6 separate regions of the Mus musculus genome follow, and all the other regions are linked to region 1. Evidence: chromatin loops called from intact Hi-C (ENCODE). Cell type or tissue: heart. All regions are shown on one strand. Region 1 overlaps Vcl (vinculin). Region 2 holds the start of Vcl (vinculin). Region 3 has its middle 11 kb from the start of Gm30108. Region 4 has its middle 15 kb from the start of Gm30212. Region 5 overlaps Gm30212 (a long non-coding RNA gene). Region 6 has its middle 2.2 kb from the start of Gm30212.

What was found. Hi-C counts contacts between places; a loop is a spot of excess contacts. Peaks named below come from ENCODE experiments on the same cell type or tissue, not always from the same donor. Only the 100,000 strongest peaks of a DNase experiment are listed, where the experiment ranks them.
Region 2: a loop joins it to region 1, with 4 times the contacts of the local background. A loop is called at or near these places in 13 of 42 quality-filtered maps.
Region 3: a loop joins it to region 1, with 8 times the contacts of the local background. A loop is called at or near these places in 14 of 42 quality-filtered maps.
Region 4: it touches region 1 in a loop (4-fold over the local background); 15 of 42 quality-filtered maps call a loop at or near these places.
Region 5: it touches region 1 in a loop (2.9-fold over the local background); 13 of 42 quality-filtered maps call a loop at or near these places.
Region 6: it touches region 1 in a loop (3-fold over the local background); 17 of 42 quality-filtered maps call a loop at or near these places.

The regions. Positions count from the first base shown.
Region 1 is chr14:20,991,749-20,995,748 of GRCm38, reverse strand. Vcl (vinculin) reads right to left here. Exons shown (of 21, transcript NM_009502.5): 7 at 647-737. Among named protein-coding and RNA genes, the nearest start is that of Ap3m1, 59 kb to the left of the region's middle. In heart, CTCF peaks have their summits at 1,011, 2,206 (motif pointing right) and 3,665 (motif pointing right); a DNase peak (open chromatin) is centred at 2,258.
Region 2 is chr14:20,927,756-20,931,755 of GRCm38, reverse strand. Vcl (vinculin) reads right to left here and starts at 2,358. Exons shown (of 21, transcript NM_009502.5): 1 at 2,068-2,358. The coding sequence starts at 2,235. In heart, no CTCF peak of the experiment used is centred here; DNase peaks (open chromatin) are centred at 905, 1,075, 1,605 and 2,485; H3K4me3 peaks cover 3,403 bases; H3K27ac peaks cover 3,039 bases.
Region 3 is chr14:20,803,557-20,807,556 of GRCm38, reverse strand. No RefSeq gene overlaps it. Among named protein-coding and RNA genes, the nearest start is that of Gm30108, 11 kb to the right of the region's middle. In heart, a CTCF peak has its summit at 3,815 (motif pointing left); DNase peaks (open chromatin) are centred at 986, 2,056, 2,366 and 3,806; H3K27ac peaks cover 253 bases.
Region 4 is chr14:20,871,852-20,875,851 of GRCm38, reverse strand. No RefSeq gene overlaps it. Among named protein-coding and RNA genes, the nearest start is that of Gm30212, 15 kb to the left of the region's middle. In heart, a CTCF peak has its summit at 2,329 (motif pointing right); a DNase peak (open chromatin) is centred at 2,341; H3K4me3 peaks cover 841 bases; H3K27ac peaks cover 541 bases.
Region 5 is chr14:20,889,870-20,893,869 of GRCm38, reverse strand. Gm30212 (a long non-coding RNA gene) reads right to left here. Exons shown (of 3, transcript XR_874392.1): 2 at 704-845. Among named protein-coding and RNA genes, the nearest start is that of Gm30212, 3.4 kb to the right of the region's middle. In heart, no CTCF peak of the experiment used is centred here; a DNase peak (open chromatin) is centred at 1,689; H3K27ac peaks cover 1,188 bases.
Region 6 is chr14:20,884,276-20,888,275 of GRCm38, reverse strand. No RefSeq gene overlaps it. Among named protein-coding and RNA genes, the nearest start is that of Gm30212, 2.2 kb to the left of the region's middle. In heart, a CTCF peak has its summit at 1,776 (motif pointing right); DNase peaks (open chromatin) are centred at 2,575 and 2,955; H3K4me3 peaks cover 419 bases; H3K27ac peaks cover 2,482 bases.

The DNA of each region.
Region 1 (4,000 bases):
CCTGACAGCCACACACTGCCCCATAGACATAAGGCGAGGCTTAACCACAGGCCCTGTGAAGGAAGATATGTTGTACCATATCTGCTTGGAGATATGCAGTGGCCATAAGTATGTGGCTGATGAAAAGTAGTCTCATAATTCAACAGGACTTAGGACCTCCAACTTCCATTAGGCTTTTCACATTTGCTCAAACAATCTGAAGTGGAATAAATATTAAATTAGAAAAGCCAAAAGCCTTGTTGGGTCTTATCTTTATATATTCAACTTTTATATATCTTACATTAAGATCACTGTACAATCTACTTAACTAAGTACTTTGCTGACATAAATGGCACCAGCTTCCAAACAGAACTAGCAAAAAAGGGTGTTTATTCAAAATAATAACCTTTCTGCTTCAGGGGATGGGCGAAGCAGTAACTTTTCAAAGACACCGGCTTAACTTGGTTTATTTATTCATGGTGAGAAATGAGAGATTTTATGCCTTCATCCTTTAAGGCCAGGGATGTTTCAATTTCTCAGAACTATGGCAGGATGCCACAGTTACCTCAGGATGGTGAGATTATGGAAGGATTCCTCCCATTCCTTCATTTGATTTGATTTTAACTGTTTATTGTTCAGAAAACAGAGTTTTTTACTGCAGAGTTACCTGGGGAGGCATTGGGGTCACGGAGCCAACCTTTGGCCTGGTTCAATTTGGAGTCTATGGACGCCAGCGCTCTCTTCATGGCTTCAGTGTCCTTTGGAAGAGAAATGCCACAGTTCTTGTGTGTTTTGTAACATGGTCTCTTAATTTTTACAGAGCAGTAGTTACAGCACTAACACACAACAGCTCAGGTAGTCCTACAACAGCCTTAAATAATCTCACCACACCACAAGTCTTGTGTCTGTCAAAATGCAACATCTTGCATGCAAATCTTCAGTTAATTCTATTCTGCCTCCTGGTGTCTTCAATGCTAAAATTGCAAAAAGCTTAAAAAACTGCTCAAGCCAAAAAAATGCCTAATGTCTCCAGCAGGAAGGAGCCCTGCTGCTCATACTTCATTATCAGCTTTCCTAATGGTCGCCATCCGGTAGGAAACTTGTGGAGCCTCAACATCAAGTGGAAGCCTTGCCAGAGCCCTCCCTGCTCTAGGCAAGCCTTATTAGTATGTGGTGCCACAAAGCACAGTCCTTTTATCTCTTATTTTAAAATGCACACGCACAAACACCAGATGGTATTTCACTATATTAAATAAATCAAAAAACTTAAAGAGTTACTCATTGGAAAAAATAAATAGTATTAATGTAACCATTTTGTTTTAGTTCTCAAAATAAACCACAAAAAGTTTTACAAGAAGGAAGCGCACTGCTGGCCTTCCCTGCTGTTCTTCACTCCTCGTCCTTAGATTTCCCCCCCCCCACCCTAACAAATGGATCTCAATGTATTGCTTATAACCAGGACTCAGGATGATAAGCATAAAACTAACACAGAATCTGCTAGGATGTCACTAGAAAACAACCAAATAAGAGAAAAAAAAATTTTTTTGAGACAGGGTCTCTTTATGTAGCTCTGGCTAGACAAAATTTGCTATGTCAACCAGGCTGGTCTGTTAACATAAAATTGTCTGATTAAAAAAGGTATGTGCCATGACTCCCAGCTTAATTTATAATACATAAAAAATAACAGTGAAACAAATATCCATGTGCCAATCTTTAGAACTGGGAGATTATACAGTCTCTCTCTCCCTCTCTTCCTCTTTCTCTTCTTCCTCCTCCTCTTCCTCCTCCTCCTTCTTCTTCTCCCCTCCCCTCCCCTCTCCTCCCCTCCTCTTCTCTCTCTCTCTCTCTCTCTCTCTCTCTCTCTCTCTCTCTCTGTCTCTCTCTCTGTCTCTGTCTCTGTCTCTACACCTCTGCCCCCATTCTCCCACCTCCAAGGGTATAACTGTGTAGCCCTAGTTCCCTGGAACTCATCACACAGACCAGGCTGGCTTTCCAGTGATCTGCTTCTGCCTCAACTTCTAGGATTAAAGGTATGTGCTACATCTGGCCCTAGTCTGGCCATCTCTACTTAACATCTTAAAAAACATTCTGTCTCCTTTTTTTGCACTAGAGAACTGACTCCCAGAGAGTCAATCCATCAAAGCATAATGTTAACTTCTAAAATTCTTCGCATGCCCTTATTCCTAAACTTTCTTATTTCCAGTCCTACCAGGGTTGTACCATCAAGCTTCCACAAGGGGGCACTGAGCACATCCCTACTTCCAAGTCAGAGTCATCACTATAACACAAAAAGAACAGGCTGAAAACTCAGCAGCAGCTGAACCCTGATGCTTCTGAAATGTCTACTCAAATGATGGACGCTGCTTTAGGACCCCCCTTTTCTTTCATCTAAAAAGATAGAGAGTGTGCTCTCATCCTAACTTTATTCTCAGCCACAGCAACAAAAAAAGTGCACTCCCGCTGGGTGGTAGGGTAGGGTGAAAAGTTACTAAGTTACATGAATTATGACAGCTACCAATGTTAGGCAACATCAGGAAAATCTAGTCCAAAGTCCACTCATAAGTACACTTAATAATATTGCTTAAATCTGTTTCTTTCTTCTACTTTGTTGCTTTGTTGTACAATAATTTATACAACAAGATTTGCTCCCAGAGCTGAATTTCAAATGAGAAAGGCCTAAATGGATAGACTCTCAGGTAACTCCTAACCTCAAAAAACTGGATAGCTTTCAGTATTTACCTACCATAACTTATAAGATTTTACAATTTGCCTACATATATATTTGTTTATAATAACATAAGCTTTTTCTTGAAAAAATATGTGCCTACCTTGGAAAAAAGAAATTGTGTCAATGTAAAATTTAAAATTCTGTTAATAAACACCTCTGTGATACTTTTAATTTTGGTGAGAAAACTAATAGACACCTACATTTCAAAATCTAAATTCCAAAGAATAGAACATATTTTCAGAAAGTCAGACAGATTTTAGCACTAATCTAGCAGTAATGGCTACTAGTTAGGAAGGTAACTTCAGTCCAGTTTCCTACAGGGTAGATGCTATCTTAGCCAGTTTCCCTTCAGTTACTTCAGTGAATCTCAAGGTGCAATGTAACTTTATCTTACAACTTAAGAAACAACGACTTGGGACCATCTGACCTTAAGCTTGCTGAATCCAACCTCTTATTTTATATCACATGAAACTCAATTTCTTTTTCTTTTCTTCCAAAGAAAGTTGGCAAATATGGCACAAACTTTCGGCACCAGTCAGCACATCTTCACCTCGTCAGTATGGGTTCCGCCTAATGCTTCTCAGAAGAGAAGCTCCAGAGCTCAGACTTACAATCTGCGCTAGCAGAAATGGCTGCTTTGATTCTCCAACGTGTCCCAAAACGGTTTGAAACACAATGCAAAAACAAGCTTTGCGCTAATCAGCATCCTCAAAAATCATTTCTTTTTTCTCTAGTAAACTCAACAGCCCCTTCACCATGAAGAGAAACTGTGATTCTCAGGAAGAGGGTAATTTTCTTCTGAGCAGCTCTGACAACACCAGGAAATTAAAATTAGCAGATGCTTGTTTCCCCAACTCTGAACCAAGGGCAAATATGAAATGAAGCTGCAATTTTTTTAAATGTTATTTGGATGTTTTCCTTGCACGTATGTTTGTGCACTGTGTGCATGTCTGGTGCTTATGGAGGCCAGAAGAGGGCATCAGATCCCCTGGCACTGGAGTTACAGGCGGTGCTGAACTGCCACGTGGGTGCTAGGAACTGAACAGGGGTCTTCAGAAAGAGTAGACAATGTTCTGACCCACTGAGCCACTCCAGTCCTGAAGCTGCATTTTTAAACCTGGGAATTGCAGTTAGTTTCAAGGTTGGTTTTGTTGTTGTTGTTGTTGTTGTTGTTGTTGTTGTTAGTTTCTAGGTTGGTTTTTGTTGTTGTTGTTGCTGCTGCTGCTGCTGTTATATTCTTCTATATTATATTTGTGTATGTGAGTGGGTGACAATGTATCACAGCACACCTGT
Region 2 (4,000 bases), 64 kb after region 1:
GATTTCTTTAACCTGCAATCAAGACAATCTACTTAGTGAAACCTGGTAGCACCTTTGTTTATGACTATTTATCAGCCCAATCCCCTCCACGGATTCAACTTTAAATACCTTTTATAGTTAGGAAGTATGCAACTACATGTATTTTTTTTCCATCTTATATCTGCCCTTGTTTCTTTTGTATGTCTCCTAACTATGACCATCATAACCACCTATGGAGCTACTTTAAAAAACAGAAAACCTTTACTCCTGGAGATCCTTCAGTAAGTCTGGGATGGGAACTGGAAACAGTCCTATCTACAAAGCCCCATTGGTGATTCTCATGCACACCCTGAGGGCCACTAATTCATTCCAATGCTCTTTATACAGCACACATTCAGTGCTTACTAATTCATGGCCTGGGAGCTCATAAATGACTTCTCTCTAAATAGCCTAACCAGATATCAACCAAGCCCTTGACTACACCAGCTGTGTTCCAAGTGCAACATGTGGGTTTAAGATTTCCTATCCTCAAGTGCTACATGGAGGGACACCATTACCTTGTCTCTTTACATTGTTTCCCATTTGTTGAAAAACCAGAGGCCTGGAATGCAGCCATGTCAGACAACACTACATAAGAATGTACTCTGGGGTCTAAGATTAAAATTAGCTACAAAGAGAACAAGAACAAGATAGACAGTCTGAATGAGTACACTGCTCCTACTCAATAGTTTCTTACTTAATCAGTACAGAAGAACAGAAATTTCAGTCCCTAGTTCCGCCCTCCCTTCTCTCCCTCCCTCCTCTCCCCTCCCCCTCCCCCTCCTACTTGCTGCCACAGGTCTCCTAAAATGCCTGAGACAGTCCCAGGCCCCTGAAGACCCAGGAAGTCATTTCATGCGTTAAAGTCCTATAATCCGATAAATAACACAAGCCCCACCCGACAGACAGTTACCTATCAACTACCCTGACACACCATTTACACAGCTTGGTTCGGAAAGCAGTATGAACTTTTTCCTGAGTTGTTCTTCACAGGGAACAGCAGTCTGAGTCACACCCAGCCTGGAGCAAGTGTGACATTAGCCAGGGTACAGTTACGAGACTAGTCTCTCTATCTCTTTTCCCATTTCAGAAGTGGGCTACAAAGATCGATAAATAGCTAGGGGCAGGCAGAAAAGTGTGGACTGGCAAAGAACGCCCTAGCCTTCCCCTCAGGCAGGGGCTGCAGATCCCAGATTCCACAGGCCTCTCACAGCAGCTCCATCTTGCTTCCTGCCAGAAGGAGGGGCAGAGGAGGAGGCCCCCCAAATCTGGAAAGGCCCCAGTGAAAGAAAGCCATTTGACAGCAGTAAAGATGGATAGACAGCTTCATGGAAGGAATAAAATGACGGCCATGGGGTCAGGCAGAGGGCAAGCAGGGCTCCTGGTTATGAATTACTGTCTAAAGGTGCTAAGAGTCCCCGGAGGTGTGAGCAAAATGCCCCGAAGGAAAGGAGGCGGCGACAGAGAGAGGAAGAAGCCAAGCAGTTGGGTAGAAGCGACAGACACCAGGATCCCAGGGGAGGGTTGGGCAGGTGGGTCTCAGGGGACAGAAGTATTAGAAAGGCGAGCAGCCCGGTGCAAATAAGAATCCTTGGAAGTTAGGGCAGGGAGACCATAAGAGAAACCACCCACAGGTTGGAGAGGAGAGGCCTAAAAAGGAGCTAAGAGCAAGGTACTCAACGCAAGTGACGCGAGCCTGCCCAGGGGAGGGACCGTGAGACAACCTAACGACCATTTCTTGGGCGCCTACTACGGGCACACACACCCTAGGCACTTCACAACTAAAAGCTCGCTGACTCTTCACAGCACAGCCCCAAGGCAGGATTTCTCACACAAGTGTCCCATTTTATAGATGAGGAAACTGAGGTCCCCGACAGGCTCAGTGGCTTGCTCAAGGTCACAGCCCAGAGAAATCGGCATTCGAAACCACGGCACCTGCCCTGGAGTCCACCCGACGCTCCAAGCGCCTGCGAATGCAAGCAGCGAGGCGGACCGGGACCCTGGGGACTTCTCCCGCCCGCGCTCCCGTCCCAGGCCCGGCGCGCTCACCCGGACGAGGTTGCTGACGGCCGCCTGCACGGCGGCTACGGGCGCGGTGAGGTCAGGAATGGCTTTGCCGTCCACCTCGCCCTCCTCGTGCATAATCACCAGGTGCGAGATCTGCTGCGCCACCGGCTCCAGGATGCTCTCGATCGTACGCGTGTGAAACACCGGCATCGCGGCGGCTAGCGGGGCGGCGTACCGCGGGCAACAGAAAACTGGGATCCGTAGGGCCGGGAGCCGGCGGCGAGTGACTGACTCGGAGCGGCGACTAGAGTCCGGGCTTCCCTCGGCGTAACTAGCCCCACAGGCGCCCCGCCCTCTCACGTCGCCGCGCCCAATGGTAACGCAACTCAGAGCCGGACTGTGGCTCCTATTGGTCTTACTTCGATAAGCTCCGCCCCCAAGGCAGAGCCGCTAAGGTCCCGCCCCGCCCCCATTCCCAAGGGAGGGGCCTGGGATTGGGGCTGCGCCGCAGGGATTGCGACCGGATTCCCGAACCCTCTCGCGGGGCGCTCCTTATAAGGGCATAGTGGGAGCGGAGCGAGCGACTGCACTGGACTGGCCCCGCCCCCAGGAGCCGCCTCCCGCCTCAGAGTGGCGGAGCTCCGCCCCTCCGCAGGATCACCTCAGTAGGGCGGGATATCCTCACCTCAGGCAGCGCCAGAGAGAGGGGACCTCGGCTTCCCCCGGTCTCCCCGCAGGGTGCTCCCCTTTACCGTCACCGGACGCAGTCAGAACACTGTTCCGTCACCTCCCAGTAATTCACGAGGAAGTAAAAAGATCCAGACAACAAAAACACACCGAGAAACATGAGTACCCATTGATTTGTACTATCTGCCCTCGGATAGTCACAGTTAAGTTTGGTGTGGCACTTTCTAGACCTCCGTGTACACGTTCACTTGCAAATACGTGTTTTCTAAATAAATAGGAACGTTTCCGTAGAACTAGAGACTTAATGAAATTTACCTGCTAATCTTTCGCTTTTGGTGAGTAGAAGTCTGTCTGCCACCTTCTGTTTTAGCGACTGGTATCCCATTTTTGCAAATCTACTTAGGTCTGGTTCCGTTGCTAAAATGTTTGCCTAGAATGTAAGAAGCCCTAGGTTTGATTCCCAGCACTACGCAAAATCAGCCTTGATAGAGTGGGCCCGTATACCAGCAGCACTAGGGAAGTGGATCAGGGGTTCAAGGTCATACTCCACTACAAAGAAAGTTTGAGGCCATCCTGGAGGGGTAGTCCTTTTGTGGTTGTGATGAGCATCTATTTGTAGTTACAACAGCACTCCAGAGGCAGGGTTAGGAGGATCATTTGAGGAAGGAGTTCCAAGCCAGTCTGAGCAACATGACAAGACCCCCATCTCAAAAAAAAAAAAAAAGTGAAATGAAAATTCAAAAGTGGATACTTTTTAACAAGTCTGTAAGTAGGGCCAAATTGCCCAATCCCCTCACCACATTTAAGACATCTGCATGTTTTCCTAACCTCAAGTTCTCTTGCCCAAGCTTCCTCATTCTGAGAGGAAACACATTCATTAATGCCTTCAAATGAAAGATCCTCAAGTCAAAGAAAAATGTTTCTCAGGATGTCACATTTTGCAGAAGGCCAAGCCACATGTTGTCTTACCCAGCTCTAAAGTTCTGTGTGTCTAGCAGTACATACCCCCGTTTCTGCTCTGTGGTTACCAAGTCTTGAACTTTCTCTTGAGGTGGGGATGAGCTCAGTTGGTAAAGAGCACTCGCCTACCATGCACAAAGCTTTAGTACTTGCCTACCATACACAAAGCTTTAGGTCAGCCTCTAGCATCACAAAACAAGGACATGGTGTTCATACACACCTATAATTTTGTCTGTCACCCAGGAGTTGGAGGCAAGAGGATTAGAAGAAGTTCAAGGTCCTCCTCGGCTACCTAGCAAGTTTGATGACAGCCTGGGCTGCTTGAGAC
Region 3 (4,000 bases), 190 kb after region 1:
GGAGAAGGAGAAGGAGAAAAAGGGAGGGAAGGGGAGGGAGGGAGGGAGGAAGGAAGGAAGGAAGGAAGGAAGGAAGGAAGGAAGGAAGGAAGGAAGGAAGGAAGGGGCCATCAGTCAGGATTCTGATCTAAACTAAATCAGTCTTTCTTACAGCACTGCCCCTACTCCCAGGAAGGAACATGCGCACCATGTGCACCACATGTACCATGTATATCACGTGTACCATGTATATCATGTGTACCATGTATATCATATGTATCATGTGCACCATGTATATCATGTGCACCATGTGCACCATGTGTACCATGTATATCATGTGTACCATGTGCACCATATGTACCATGTATATCATGTGTACCATGTATATCATGTGCACCATGTATACCACATGTACCATGTATATCATGTGCACCATATGTATCATGTGTACCATGCGCACCATGTGCACCATATGTACCATGTATATCATGTGTACCATGTATATCATGTGCACCATATGTATCATGTGTACCATGTGCACCATGTGTACCGGGGGTAATTTTTGGGTGAGAATGTCCTGAGGATAAGACTCACGCTGCCTGGAAATGCCTGCTGGAATAAGGGGACTGAGAGCAGAACTCAAAGTGAAGTCATCTGCCACCAGAATGGTGGTTCCTTCCTATAGCCCCAGCTGCAGACTTTTTTCTATCAATCTAGCCACAGCAGACACCATTCCTCCCTAAGTAAGTCATACGAAGTCCCTTGGGAAATCTCAGGCACAATGACCCACAGGGAGGCACCCAAATAGCTACATGCCAAACTGGTTCTGTAGCCACCGTGACATGCCAGGACCAGCTGGCTGCTGGGTCCTCAGAATTACACTTTCCTGGTACGCGTGCCAGCGCTTCCAACAAGGCCACGGCAGCAGCTCCCCATGCTCTTAGCAAGGCTAACTTGGCCTCTTGGCACAAAGAGGGGGCCCAAGGGAGCAAGGGGACCAGGCTGGTAGAAGGGACAGTAATCTCCCTTCAGTGGTGCTTTTAGCCAAACAGCTTTCTAGGTAGTCATCCAGTTCGCCACCCATAGTGCTGACAGGAGATATTGTCATCCTAGAACTGCAAAAGGCAAGGCAGACAAGACCCTGAGGGTGCAGGGCTGCACCTGCCTGGGGTGCCCAGACAGGCCTATGGGTGACAGGCAGGCCTATGGGTAACAGGCCACGCACTCTGCCCAAGCCCGCAGTGTTTGCAGAGCGTGCGCTATTTAGGTTCCTTTGTCATCACTGCAGGCACACTGGCTGCCGGAGTCTGACTAAAGAGAAAGAACCAGTTTAGCAAAGCTGGAGTTGGGGATAGCAGCTCGGAGCGGCCCTTGGGCATGGCAGCACCAAGAAGCTGCCTTGGCCAAGGCTTCTGAACCCAGGACTGAACTGGGATTTCAACACTTGCTTCAGAGCATCTTGAAAAAGAAAAAAAAAAAAAAAATCAAAGAGGACTCCATGGTTCAGGGTTCAGAGGCTACAATCCCTGTGTCAGGGTCAATCATGTCAATAACGATACCTTATTGGAAATGTGCTTTATAACGACACAGGGTGCTTTTGTAGACATTATCTCATGGGATCCTTGCTGCAGCCCTATGAGGCAGGCAGTTATTGTTCATCCATCTGAAAAATGAAGAATCTTAGTCTCATCAGAGTAAGTGACTTGCCCAAGGTTACAGTCTTTTAAAAGTGGTACGAACAGGCCTGAATCACTGAGTGGCCTAGAGCAGTGCCATCTTTGCAGGAAAATGGGAACTTAGAGAATAGGGCCAGGCTCTTGCTGTCTGCTGGTGACCTCAAGCAATATGGAGTTTCATGAGACTTTGTTCTTAAGAGTGGACCCAACAAAGAGCTTGTCGGTGGTCTGGTCTGGCAGGACAGGGCTCTCACAGTGTGCCTTGCCTCTTCTCGTGGCTGATGGATAGGAAGGGTTTTTCTGTTCCCCTCCATGCCTTTCCCCCTCTGAGTCAGCTCTCTGGTATTGCCCTGGCATGTCCCGGGCCCCACGCCCAGGCAGTGAGGAGACGCTGGCAGATTTCCCAGGGAATGATGCTGTCTTAACTCAAGCCAAATCTTAATTATGACCCCCTTCCCAGAGGCAGCCCAACAATAGCTACTTTGGGAGTTAGGACCTGTGGGCACTGGGTTGGTTTCCACCTACCCCTTGGACTTCCCACTACAGATGTCCCTGGATGCAGGCATGCCTTTACCATACAGCTGCACTCTAGAGGGGATGCAGAGACCCAATCCATTTTATAGACTTTGGCTGAGCCACGCTTCTACCTCAGGTCTTTGCTTGGGCTTCTGGTCACATCCAAATAGCTAGTGAGAGAGTTGCTTTTGGACAGAAAGAGAGGACAGAGAGCCAAGACTCCAGCCCGAAGCTGCCTCAGCTGTTTCTGGAGCTCTGACTCAGAGGTACTTCTCAGGAATGTTGAGCACGTGGTCCTCAGAGTCCCTTGTCCATGCTCAGAAGAGTGACCACTAAGCAGGGGGAGATTTTTACCCTCCTTTACCTCCTTGAGAATACCCGTTTCAGAGAAACCACGGCAGGTTAAGTTCATCTTGGAAGGTTCATCTTGGAAGACTCCGCAAGGAAGGAAGGAAAAAGAAAGGGTGGGAGGGAGGGAGGGAGGGAGGGAGGGAGGGAGGGAGGAAGGAAGGAAGGAAGGAAAGAAAGAAGGAAGGAAGTACCTTTCAGCCCCCAGACATCTGTCCTTATCAGTAACTGTAGCAATCGGCTTTTGAGTTCGTGTTCACCTCATCTCCCCAGCTCTGCCCTGATTTCCTTGACCTCCGGCTTCTGGGTGAAAGAGCATGCATGCCTCAGAGTTCCATAGGTTGACAGATAATCTGAGAGAAGGAGCAAGAAAGGCCGGAGGGAGCAGAGGTTAGGAGCATATCTCTGTGGTAGGATGCTTGCCTTGCATGTATGTGGCCCTGGGCTCAAACACCAGTACTGCAGTACAAAATAATAATGAATAAAAAATAAAGAGAAAAAAAGTAAAGAAACCAGTCAGACTGGACTACACCCCAACATCTCGAAAATGTCCTTCCTTTCCAAGAAAATCACCCAACCCATTTGAAGAAAAGAGAACAGGGAAGCTACACGGAGACGGCCTGGTGCCTCTCATCTCCGATGTTCATTACAATCCCTCCGACTGCAGGGAGACCTGGGAATCCTTTTACCTCCAGAACTGCAGATACTCGACACTGATTTTTCCAACTGTGGGCAAATACTTTTCTTTGCCTCTGGATTTTATTTTGTTTCTCTAAAGCCTTATGTCCCATAAAATAATCCACAGTGAAATGAGACCCAGTGAGAAGCAACTGTGGAATAGAAATCACGTCAGCAGCTTATCTCACGATGTGGTAATTAGAGGGTTGCATGCGTTCCGGGTTAGAGCCTGTGAGCTGCGACAGGGGTTGGGGGACGGGGGGGGGGGGTGCAGAGAGAGTTTGGATTGGTCACAAGCTAGTCTCAGAGTCTAGCACACTGCATGGCACAGTGTATGTGTCGGTAGATCCATGATAGAGATTTGGTACTTTTTTGCTTGACGGAGGGGAGACTAGAAGTTGCCAGTACACTCTGGCTGCTATTGGCAACTTTGGTTCTGTACCCCATTCCAGATTCAAGAATCTGAGCGGAAGAAATCAAAGCTGGAGACATCCATAGAGGATCTCTGGGTCATGGAACCTAGGAGAAAGTGGCTTTGTAAATGACTCCTCTTAAGTGGAGGTCAGCTGAGTGTGAAGTCTGCAGGCCTGCTGGCTCTCTAAAATCGGGCATAAAGCGTCCCCTAGTGGACAACAGAGTCACTGCGCTTTCATAAAGGAGCCTCGCTTCCTCACTGTGGAGGGAGGCAGGATCTCTGTGTTCTCTGTTCTTAGATGGGGGGCGGGGGCGGGGAGATCAGTCAAATCATACCACCAGCAAGATAAGCAGACCCTATCGGAATAATAGGTCATCCATTCAACAAA
Region 4 (4,000 bases), 120 kb after region 1:
GGTAGGTGATCTATGTGAGTTCAAGACCATCCTGGTCTACAAAGCAAGTTCCTGGACAGACAGAGCAACACAGAGAAACCCTGTCTCAAAAAAACAAACAAAAACAAAAACAAAAACAAAAACCATCCAGAGAGGGGTACTTCGTGGGAGGAGTGGTGCTCATGGTGTGGCACAGATATCTGATGGGATTTTTGGAGATGCTGCAAAGATTTTTTTTTAAGATTTATTTATTTACTATATATAAGTACACTGTAGCTGTCTTCAGACACACCAGAAGAAGGCGCCAGATCTCATTACAGATGGTTGTGAGCCACCATGTGGTTGCTGGGATTTGAACTCAGGACCTCTGGAAAAGCAGTCAGTGTTCTTAACCGCTGAGCCATCTCTCCAGCCCAAGATTTATTTTTTTTAAAGATGTGTGGTTTTGTCCTATAATGAATTAAGCTATATATTTGATTTAAGTCCTCTTCTGCATATTGGGAGATAGTTCAGTCATTGGCATGCCTGTTGTACAAGCAGGAGGACCTGCTCTCCAGTTAGACAAAAGACCAGGCCTAGTGATGAGCATTTGGAATCCCAATGCTGAGTAGACAGAGACAGGAAGATCCTGGAAACTCACTGGGTAGCCAGTCTACCTCAGTCAGGAAGTCTCAGGCTCCAATGGGAGACTGTCTCAGAGGTGATGCTGAGGAGTGATACTGAAGTTGGACTGTGGCCTCTGCACACACCTTCACATACCTTCACACACCTGCACACACACACACACACACACACACACACACACACACACACACACACATACACCAGTATTCAGGATCTATAGCATGTATTAACCAATTCACCCTATATTGATAGAATGCTTGCCCAGAATTCATTCGGTCTTAAGTTTGTTCCCTAGTGCCTCAGGAACAATTTTCTACTACTTATCTGATAATGAGTCCGAATTTATTTTTCAAATAAATCCACTTTGTTCATCAGTCAAAGCGGACCTAATTCTTAGACATACACTGCTTCCTAAAGATACTTTTGTTTGCTTATTTATTTATTTGTTTGTTCGTTTGTTTATTTATTTATTGCCGCTCTGCCTTTTCTCTTTCTTATCCATCAATAAAGTGGCCACACTCCTATTGGATCCAAAACCAAGCAAGGGCTTGTGGCATCAATCCTCTAGGGATAATTTAGGCACATGGGCAGAGGAAGGTATGCTTTCAGGAGCTTTGCAATTTGTTTCATGGACCTTAGAGGTTAGTTCTGCCACCATTGCTGACAGGCTCAGAGCAACACTAAGGAAGAAGGAATGAAAGAAGGGAGGGAGGGAAGGAGAGAGGGAGGGAGGAAGGGAGGCAGAGTAGGCAAACAAGACTAGCAAGTTGGTATCCACGTTATTCCCAAACTGGGTAACCTTAAGGTCCCAGAGCTTCACACACTAGTGCTCTTTGACTGTATAAAACTAAACCGTGTTTAGGACTCTGCAAGCTCTAGACTAGAAAAAGAACTGCTTGTTGCGCAGTTTAGAGCTTCCATTTTCAATAATGAAAGGAATTGTAATGTTGGAGGAGGTTGGGGTGAAGGGCAAAGCAAGCTGTGCCAGTACAAACTGTTTTGCTTGTAATGACTAAAACTTCTGCCTTGGTGATATCAGCCTTCAAAGACCTATCTCTTTCCCCAATAACTTGATACCAGCTTCGGTCAAAGCACCCGCCACAGCAGCTGCACTAAGCCACGGGCTCCCTGTGTTATTTTTATCTCAGAAGCTCACTGGGACTCACTTGCTCACCAATATGTTGAGGAGAAGGACTGGGAGGCCTAAATCCTATTGTGTACCCCACAGAGATAACCCCCACATTCGCAGTGAAGACGTACTTTTACTAAACGGCTAAGACCCCTGCACCCTCCAAACAATGTTGTTTATTTACTAAAAGGCAAGAGAGCTCAGCCTTGGCCAGGTGGCCTCAGCAAGAATTCCTCCTCCCCTCCTCCTGAGAATTCACAACCCATCTCACTGCACGGAGGAGGATGGCTGTTCTGCTCCTGGATGCCAGGTACTTCACAGTCATCAGAAGGAGTCAGGAAGCAGAAGGGAAAGAAATGAATCTTGAATTTCTAACAGTAAAGCATTTCTCTCAATAGTCTGGACCCTCATTGCCGATCTCAGAACAACTTCCTAAACCCCAAGCGTGGCATACATAGCTTTGAATTAAATAGGTCCCTTCTCCAAGTCTCTTTCCACCCAGGGTCCCATCACAGTGCCCAAAAGCCATTCCACGAAGTTTCTCCTTTTCCAGCCAGCAGCGTGAGCACTTTCCTATCCACTGTCATATTTCACCCAGGAGAGGGCGCCAGCGTGACGTAGATGAAGCCAGCGTTGGGAGAAACTGAAAAACAGGGCCCAGCAGCAGGCAGAACATACCAAACTTTAGGTGATCTTGACCCAAGTGTCCAGCTAGGCCAGACACTCTGGTCTCCTCCTTGAAGCTCCCCTTACCCTTATCAGAGAAGAAAACAAGGCCAGACTAATTGTATTACATTAATCTATATTAATATAATTTATACTATAATTTAAATAAAGTATATATTATACAATGTGTAATTTATAATATATAGTATTGTAGTATTTAGTATATAGTACACATCACATACACACACACACACACACATATATATATATATACACACACACACATATATATATATACACACACATATATATACACACACACATATATATCTTAATATTTAAGGCTCAGGATACATTTGTTAAGTACCAAAAAAGATTACTAAAATTAGGTGAGCGAAGATGACTGGGGGATCGTCTTTCCACCATACCTGATGGCCTGAGATTGATCTCCAGAGATCCACACAGTAGAGAGAACTGAGTCTTGCGAATTGTCCTGTAACCTCTATGCATGTACCTATACAACCTCTCCCCCACATAAATAAATAAATGCAAAAATATTAAAGTTGTAGTATATTTTAATTGTTATGACTTAGCAAATTAAAGTTGTAACACAAACACATACTACACCTACATAGTTACATGTATATTTGAGTGTCTCTCCACATATGTTGTTTTATAACATAGTAGGGCAACTTATATAAGTTGTATGAAAATATTATAAAATTGTAGCACAATATAGTGCTGATAATGGGGCCAGGGTTAGGATGTGTAGTATCTTCTGTTGACCCCTCTGAGTACAGCTTAGTGGAGCTCTGTGATCCAGGCTCGACCTCACACATATATGGTCTAATTATCCTCTATTTAAAGGCCAATTGTCAAATGGCCCTACTAATGAATTTCTCATTCTTCACTACCATATCTTATGGCCTAGGCCACTATGACACGGTATATCAACTGTGCAATGAGGGAGAGGAAAGAAGAGGATTCGAAATTACCTGTCATCGTAAGAAAATAACTCTGTTTTGTTGGCTTGGGTTGGATTTTGCTTCTTAAGACTCTTCCTATATTGTACAGGTTGGTCTCAAACTCTTAGACCTCAGTGACTCTCTCACCCCAGTCTCCAGAGTAGCTGGGACTAAAGGCATCCATTATGACAGACTTGGAAAATCATCTTAGCTGCTTAAAAGAACAGATTGAGAGCTGGAGAGATGGCTCAGCAATTACTAGTTCTTGCTATTCTTCCAGAGGACCCTACTTCAGGTCCCAGCAGCTCACAACCTCCTGCTGTAACTCCATCTCCAGAGGCTCCCGCATTGACGTGCACATATCCCCAAATACACACACACACACATACACACACACACACACACACACACAATAACAATAAAAACAGGCGGTGGTGCCTCATGTCTTTAATAGCAGCACTTGGGAGGCAGAGGAAGGTAGATCTCTGAGTTCTACAGAGTGAGTTCCAGGACAGCCACAGGTACACAGAAAAACCCTGTCTTGAAAAGCCCAAAATAAATAACTAATAAATAATAACAATAACAATATTTTTTCTTTAAGCATCAGGACACACAGAGAGAGGACACCCTGACCTGG
Region 5 (4,000 bases), 100 kb after region 1:
AACAAGATGTCTTGACCTACATTTGGCACTGGCAATAACCAAAACAGAGAAACATTCAAAACAAAACAAAACAAAACAAAACAAAACAAAACAAAACAAAACAAAACACCAACAAAATCTCTTTCCAACTACTTTGCTTCAAAGAGGAAGGTGGCGTGGGAAGAGGACGTGAAAGGATGTTCCTGAATCCCCATCTCCTTTAACTACAGAGCGTGTTCTAATGAGCAGGAAACTCCGACTCTCAGGCATAGCGAAGTTTAATACCTGTGTCGGAGTTAAAGAAATCTAGAAGCCAGGTATGATGTACAGAACAGATTTGCGATCCCAGCATGCCTGAGGCAGAGGCAGTGAGACTGGGAACTCCAAGTGTTTGCTTCCAGAAATTATATTTTGGGAGCTTAGCTCAGAAGTAGGAGATCAGACCCTAGCAACTCAGAAAAAAATTATATACGATTTGCTTATTGATTGTTTAGATTTTTCTTTATCTCTCTTTCTTTCCTTTCTTCCTTTTCTTTTCTTTTTTTTCCTCCCTCCCTCCTTCCCTCCTTCCTTCCTTCCTTGCTTTCTTGCTTTCTTTTTTAGTTTGGATTTTCAGACCCACTCTGTAGACCAGGCAGGCCTCCAACTCAGAGAGATTCCCCCTGCCTCTGCCTCAGGAGTGCCTGATTAAAGAGGTGTGCCAAAACGGGCTGGCTATACTTACTTCTAAAAGATGGGACACAGAAAGCATTTGCAGAGTGGACTGAAGAGGTCAACCTGTGTGTCCACGCCTACAAAGGTGTCCGGGAGCAGCATGGTATAGTGATGTGAGTGGGGCTTGGAACACATGCCTGTGACCCCTGCAACTGCAAGGTAGAAGCAGAAGGCTTATGAGCTATGGACCAGCTGTGGAGACACAGTAAGTCTCAGTCACCCTGGGCTATACATGCCTTCCGGAAGCTACTTCCTAAAGGTCACATTGGTATGCAGAGCATAGAAAAGCCCAACACTTTCTGAGGTGCTCTTAAAATCTTATCCAAGCCTTGCTTTATCCTCAATCTTGCCTCACCCCAGGAATAGTGTATTAAATCAGATAAACAGCTCATGTAAACATCCTCACAAAGAATGCCTTTTTGTTTGCTTTTGAGTCAGGGTCTGTCTCCTGAAGACAGACCTATGCTGTCTTCAAATTCTCTGTGTTCCTGAGAATAACCTTCAATTTCTGGTGCTCCTGCCTACGCCTTTTGAATGCTGTGGTTATGGGTGTGCACCATCATGACCCATTTTAGGCAGTGATAGGGATTGAACCCGGAGCTATGCGCAAGCTAGACAAGTACTTTATCAACTAGGCTACAAAAACACTTAAGTCTGAGTATACCTGAGTCTCAAAAGTACTTAAAAATAATCAAAACATATGCTTCCCCTTTAAAGGTCCCAATATAAATTTGGGAGAAGGACAGGGTTGATGGACAGGTTGTCCATGTTCCCCAGCTTGTATAAAGGTCAGACGCCTTCTCGGGTCTGGGGGAAGCTGCATCATCTTGGCCAGAATAGTGTAAACTCAAGATGGAGTTCTGCTTGCGTCTACATTAATTCGCAGCTAATGCCAGGCACCGTTCTCCCTGTTTAATTACATTTCCTAACCATCTGACACAACTTCCCCTGGGAAGAAGTTTATCCCACTGACTCTGACTCATGCTTTACAGCACGTTGGATTTGAGGAAATGGATAATGTACGCCCCGCTGACTTTGGAATTTTAAACAGAAACCCACATGCTGTTGAGTCTCCGGCTTACTCCCAAATATGGGAGAATGTGTGCCCCAGCCACAGTTGCAGGAGGCATGCTCAGTATGACAAAAGGCAAAACCCACAGTGTGTAGAGAGTGCCAGGCAAGGAGGGGCAGAGCCATCAACCACTTAAAGGAGAAGAAACAACCACAAGAAAGAGGATGGAGGCTGACACTCCAAGTGACCATATCATTTTTCTAGAGCTATCCAGATGACGTCACAGAAGTGATAATACTGGAAGTGAAGAATCAGAAACTACAGGACTAACCTGTAAAAACCCTCATCCAGCAATGCATCCAGCACTCAGCCAGCAGGTTGGAACCAGAGACGGGATGATATGAGCCTTGTCCTGCGCTCTTTGGGTCACCCCTATCCCAGGTCATGGAAGAAACCATTTATGCCCTAGCATTCTCTGGAAAAGAGAGCTGTCCTGAAGTAACAGCCCTGGATTCCAGAGCTCTCAGCTAAAAGACAAAGAAGACTCACAGCCCACTTGCACCCAACCCCTAGTGCTGAATCGCTCTCCTGCCCACCAGCAGGAGAATGTTGTGAATGTTAGAGCGTCTACCTTGCAAAAGCTTCCTTAAGAATATTTAGTTTTAACGTATGTTCATTGAAAGAGCAAACTGGGCTGGTGAGATGGCTCAGTGGGTAAGAGCACCTGACTGCTCTTCCAAAGGTCCAGAGTTCAAATCCCAGCAACCACATGGTGGCTCACAACCATCCGTAACAAGATCTGACTCCCTCTTCTGGTGTGTCTGAAGACAGCTACAGTGTACTTACATATAATAAATAAATAAATAAATAAATAAAAAAGAGCAAACTATATAGATAGGACTGTAACAACAGCTAGCTTTTGAGGCGTTTCTTTGCATATGACACTGTTCTAAAGTACTTAATACACATCCGCTCGTTCAAACTTTACAGCATCCCTGTGATGAAGTAGGTATGCTATCACACAACCTCATTTATAGGTGAGGAAAGCAAAGTCCATAAAAAGGTGCGGTCACTGCCCAGGCACATAGGGAGAGCAGAGCAAAGCTGAGATTTGAAGGGAACTCACACTTCGTTACATTTGCTACCTGGAAGAGTACAAGACAGACATGACAATCCCACCCACAACTCCAAGCTGACCACTAGTATTGTGTTTCTCATGTTAACGATGACTGCTTTTCTAGTTATAGTTCCGTTGCGGATTTTTTTTGGTGTTGGCAGTGGACAACTGCATAAAATATATTAAATACAGAAAATATAAATTTTAATGTGAAGCTACAGACCTTCCATTTTGAATGTCAGTTCTCTCTCTTTTTCTACTTCATTATTTTATTCTGTGTTATTTGGAGACAGACATGGTCTTACTATGGTAGCCCTGGCTGTGTACCAGGCTAGTCTTTAACTCCTCTGCCTCCGGAGTGCTGGGATTAAAGGCATACCCCCTCCGGCAGCTCAAATGTCAGCTCTGAGTGTAGGTCCATTACGTTGTTTTGACTTTGGGTCTGGTTAATTTTTGTATGTGATGCTTTATTTATTTGCAAGTTTTTTATATGGTAAACTTTATATCTGAGGGAACTGCACTTAGTTGAGACCGGCTCAGCTGGCCTTACAAGTGTCTTAAGTGTCTTGCTGGATGTGTCTTTCAAGCACAGTAGGCACTCGGTAAATCCTCTCCAGGAATATTGTCGGGGGCAAGTTCTTGTGTGCTTCATAGGCTCAGCTCTCATGTCAATACTGATTACTGTGAGTTCTTTCCCCATTCCAGACAGTATCGACACAAAATAACCACCTGCTTCAATGCAGTGTGGCGCTTCACAATGGAGAACAAAAAGGATGCTTCTATTGCTATCCCAAGATGGCCACTTAAAAACCTCACTGTATTTAGAATTTTTCCTTTCTCTTGGATGCTGATGATGGGAGAAATTTTGAAGATACAGGCCATTACAATTTGCAAGAATTCTGGGAGTCTGGCAAGTGAAGTAACTGCAGTAGGACCCCCGACTGAGTAGCACTTCTGAAGTTCCCAGGGTCTTCTGCCATCTGAGCTAGTCTAGCTTCAGAGGTTGGAGTATCACTAACAACTGATAAGGGGACCTTGGGAGCAGTGGTATTTCCCTGCTTGGTCGTGAGACATAGTTAAGCAAGCAGAGCAAATGTAGCACATGAAGGAAGGCCAGGCCAGGCGCTAGTCTGGGACCAGAAAACCTGTCTCTCCTGCTCCTCGGTACACAAACACAC
Region 6 (4,000 bases), 110 kb after region 1:
TCCTGAAGGAAGGTGGAGCTAGAGATGTGAGGGTGGAGAGGAATAGCCTGTGGAGAGAGAGTGGCCAGCCCCACCCCCTGAGGCCATGATGAAGTCCCAGCCTGTCCTACTGCTGAAGGCCATGTCTGGGTCTATGGCCCTGCAGCAACAGGGGGCTGTATCAATTTCTGTGGCTCATATTACCACTAAAGATCATGCGAATGCCCTGGTCTGGCCAGTCTCCTGGGACCACATAGATGTCCAAGGGCTGTGCAGAGCTGGTTCCACCCCTCAGTGGCTGTGGCATGTTGGAGAGTTGGCCCTGCCTCTCACTGGCTGCAGCACTCTGGAGAGTCAACCCTGCACCTCTCCCGGGCAGCATAGTGGAGCTGACCCTGGTGGTAGAGGCAAAGGTGAGCCAGCCCCGAGGGCATGAGCGCTGGAGAGCTGGCCCCACTACTGTTCCCAGCAGTTCTGATTTCCTGATTAAAGCCAACTAGGGTCAAGCACTAAGAGGAAAACCGGATAGGTAAGGAGGCTTATACCAGTAAACCTCGCACTGGGAGACTGAGACAGGAGGTTGCCAAGAGCTAGAGGCCAGACTGGGTCACATGTAAATACTACACTACCTGGCCTACAAAATGAAAGAAAGAAAATAAAAGAAAGAAAGACAGGGCGGGAAAGATGGCTCAGTGCCTAAAAGTATATACTGCTCTTCCAGAGACCAGAGTTCAGTTCCCAGCACCCAATTTAAGTGGCTCACAATCGACTATACTTCAAGCTCCATGGGTTCTGATGTTTCTAGCTTCTATGGGCACATACACTCATGTGCATATATTCACACACAGAGTTACATACATATACATAATTTTAAAAACAACAAAATAAATGTATTTTAAAGAAAGAAAGGAGGAGGAAGGGTGGAAGAAGAAAGAAAGAGGACAAAATGCGTTTTAGAAATAATCTCACCTCTAGCAAGGACCATTGTCAACTTAGCATGTATTCATTTTTTAAACTTCTTAAGACTATTATTATTATTATTATATTTTATGTGTGTGGATATTTTGCCTGTGCACCACATTTGTGCCCACCCGGTGCCTGTAGAGGCCAGAAGAGGGCATTGGAACTGAAATTCAAGACAATTGGGAGCCACCAGGTGAGCATTGGGAATCAAACCCAGGTAAGCCAGTGCTCTACGCCTAAGCCATCTCCTGCTTCTCGTGTATGCTTCCTGATCAGCCGAAGCAGTCTAATGACTACTGAAGGCCAGCCTGGCTGTTTGCAGAGCCCGGTCTTCGGAAGTCTGGTGCCATCCCTGCCGGCTGCGTATTATTTACTGTCAGCCTCCGAATCCCTGAGCGATCGATCCTTTACTGCTCTGACCTTCCTGGTGGATCTTCTTGCTTTCAGCTCTGCAGCATGTAAAAACAGCTTTTCTGATTTGGTGTGGTGTGGCGTTGTGTTTTGTTGTTTTGTTCCGCTTTGCTTTTTTTCCTCCTGTTTTTTCTTTCATTTTTAAAAAAAAAATACAGAGTCTTATGTGTCCTGGGCTAGCCCATAGAAGCGAGTCCTGGGCTAGCCCATAGAGGAAAGGGTGTTTTCACCTCCCAGCTGCTGAGATTACAGGCAGCTCAAACCAGCTTTTCAATATTTAATTTCCTGGCCCTTCAAGTCAACTACTGTTACAAGTTCCCTAGTTTTATCTACACTAATTTACAGATTATACCTCTTCAGAAAAACAAAAAACAAAAAACCCTTTTAAGCCAGACTCTACGCTTAGAGCATTAACTGCAAACGTGGTAACCAGCAGGGGGTCCCAGTGAGCCCAGAGGCCCTGCTGTTCAGAGAACAGTCTCCCACATGTGATGAGAACTGGGGTCCTTTGTTTCAGAATTACTATCTTGAGACTTCCTTTTCAAAAGTAGGGGTGTGTTCCACAGACCGAGTGACTCCCAGATACAGAGGTAAAGGGGTGCACTGCCACAAATGCTTTGGTAGAACCAGATGCGATGATCTCACCAGTAAGCCAGCGCAGGAGAGGCTCCGGGAGAAGATCAAACATTTGAAGCCAGCCTGAGCTCCATAGCAAGACCCCATCTTGAAATAAAACCAAAAAGCTTTGATGGAGGGTGGGGTAGAGTATGTCCTGGAAGAAGAGAAGCCAGAGACAAACTTTGCCTGCCTTGTAGTTTAGCCGAGTCTCCTGAACACCGAGGGTGGGTTATTTCTTTGTTTATACATTTATTTTGCAAGAGTCTCACTGTATAGCCCTCACTGGCCTCGAACTCACTATGCAAATCAGGCTGGCCTCAAACTCATTATCTGGCAGGATAATGATCTGAATGCCTCTGCCTCTCAAGTGCTAGGATTAAAGGCTTGTACCACCATGCCCATGTTGGACTATTGGGCTTCGTAAGAACTTGAGTTAACGGGACAATTCTGTTTATCCTGAGTCTTGAGCTTGTCTCTGCTCCTCATTTGGAAACTGAACATACCCCAGGAGAGCAGATCTGCCTCTTTTAAGGGAAGAGAATCACAGAAGAGTAAACTCAGGGTGGCGTGTGACTCAGGAACTAGTTGTGATGAGAAGCCAGTGGTACACACCCTCCTCACATGGCAGCTCTGCCTGCTGCCTTCCTCAAGAGGAACAAGAAGTGGATGCTCTATGTCTGAGGGGTTTTTTGCTTTGGTTTTTTTTTTTTTGTTTTGTTTTGTTTTGTTTTTTTGTTTTTTTCTTCCAATAGCTGCAGATACTGATGGCCTATTTTTGATCTGTTCCTGTCACTGTCTCCTCCGTGGAGGGGACAGTTGGCCCCACAGGTTGACCGCTGAGCTTGAGCCTCAGGCTGGCAGGGAGGCTGCAGCTCAAAACACCGGGGCACCCAGGGGAAACATTATCCTGCCAGAGCCGAACAAGGAACTGAGTGTTTAGAATAACTTCAAGAAAGTCGTGGGCGTTTCCTCTGTCAGGGAAACAAGAAACCACAGTGAGATAATGGATAGCTATATTCAGGTCACAGATTATCAGCTGCCACTGCTGCTTCCTGTTCAGAATTCGATGAAACTTTCTAGTCACTGAGCCTTGTGGGTACTGTGAGGGTGAGTGCTATAGGGCTTCAGAGTTCTGCCTGGGGCTCTGGCTTAGCCCAGAGGTGGGAACTGGGTCTTTTTGGGGGCTGGGTGGGGGGTGGACAAAGCTTCACATGTCAGTCCTTATTTGTTTGCTGTCTGTTTTGTTTTGTTTCTGAGGCATGGTCTTATGTAGGCTAAGCTGGATTCAGACTCTATGCACCAAGGATGGCCTTGAACTTCTGCTCCTTGTATATCTACCTCTTGAGTGCTGGAATTGCCTGTGTGCACCACCACAGCCAGTGTGTGCTGTGCTAGGGATAGAACTGACGACTTCCTACAAGTTAACCAAACCTCCTACCAGCTGAGCCACACCCCAAGCCCTGGGATCCAGTTCTTAAAAGAGAAGATGGTGGATAAGGGACCAAGAGCAAGGGTTATTTTTTTTTTTTTTTACTACGTTTACAGTATTTGTCAGGCTCTTGAGCTACGAGATTTCCGTGCATTCGCCTGGTTGATTCCAAAAACCACCTATGAGAAAGTAATGTCCATACGTGACAGTGCCACACCTGGGAACCAGACCGGGACTTTTCTATTTTCTCCCTCCTCTGTCCCCCCTTTTCTTCCTTCCTCTCCTCTTTCTTTCCTTCTTCCCTCTTCTTCTTCAACTTCTCTCTCTTTCTCTTTCTAATTTACATACATTTCTATCATTCCTTGGAGTTCTGTCATTCATACCTCTTTCCAGAAAATAGTTGCTGCTGCTCTGACTCCCAGACACACTAATTTTTAATATTTGTTTGTTTGTTTATTGGTTTTAGGAGACAGGATTTCTCACATAGTTCTGGCTGTCCTGGAACTCACCAAGTAAAGCAGTAGGGGTTCAAACTCAAAGATCCAGTGCCCCCCCCTCCTGAGTGGGATTAAAGGTGTGTGCCGCCACCACCACCTGGCA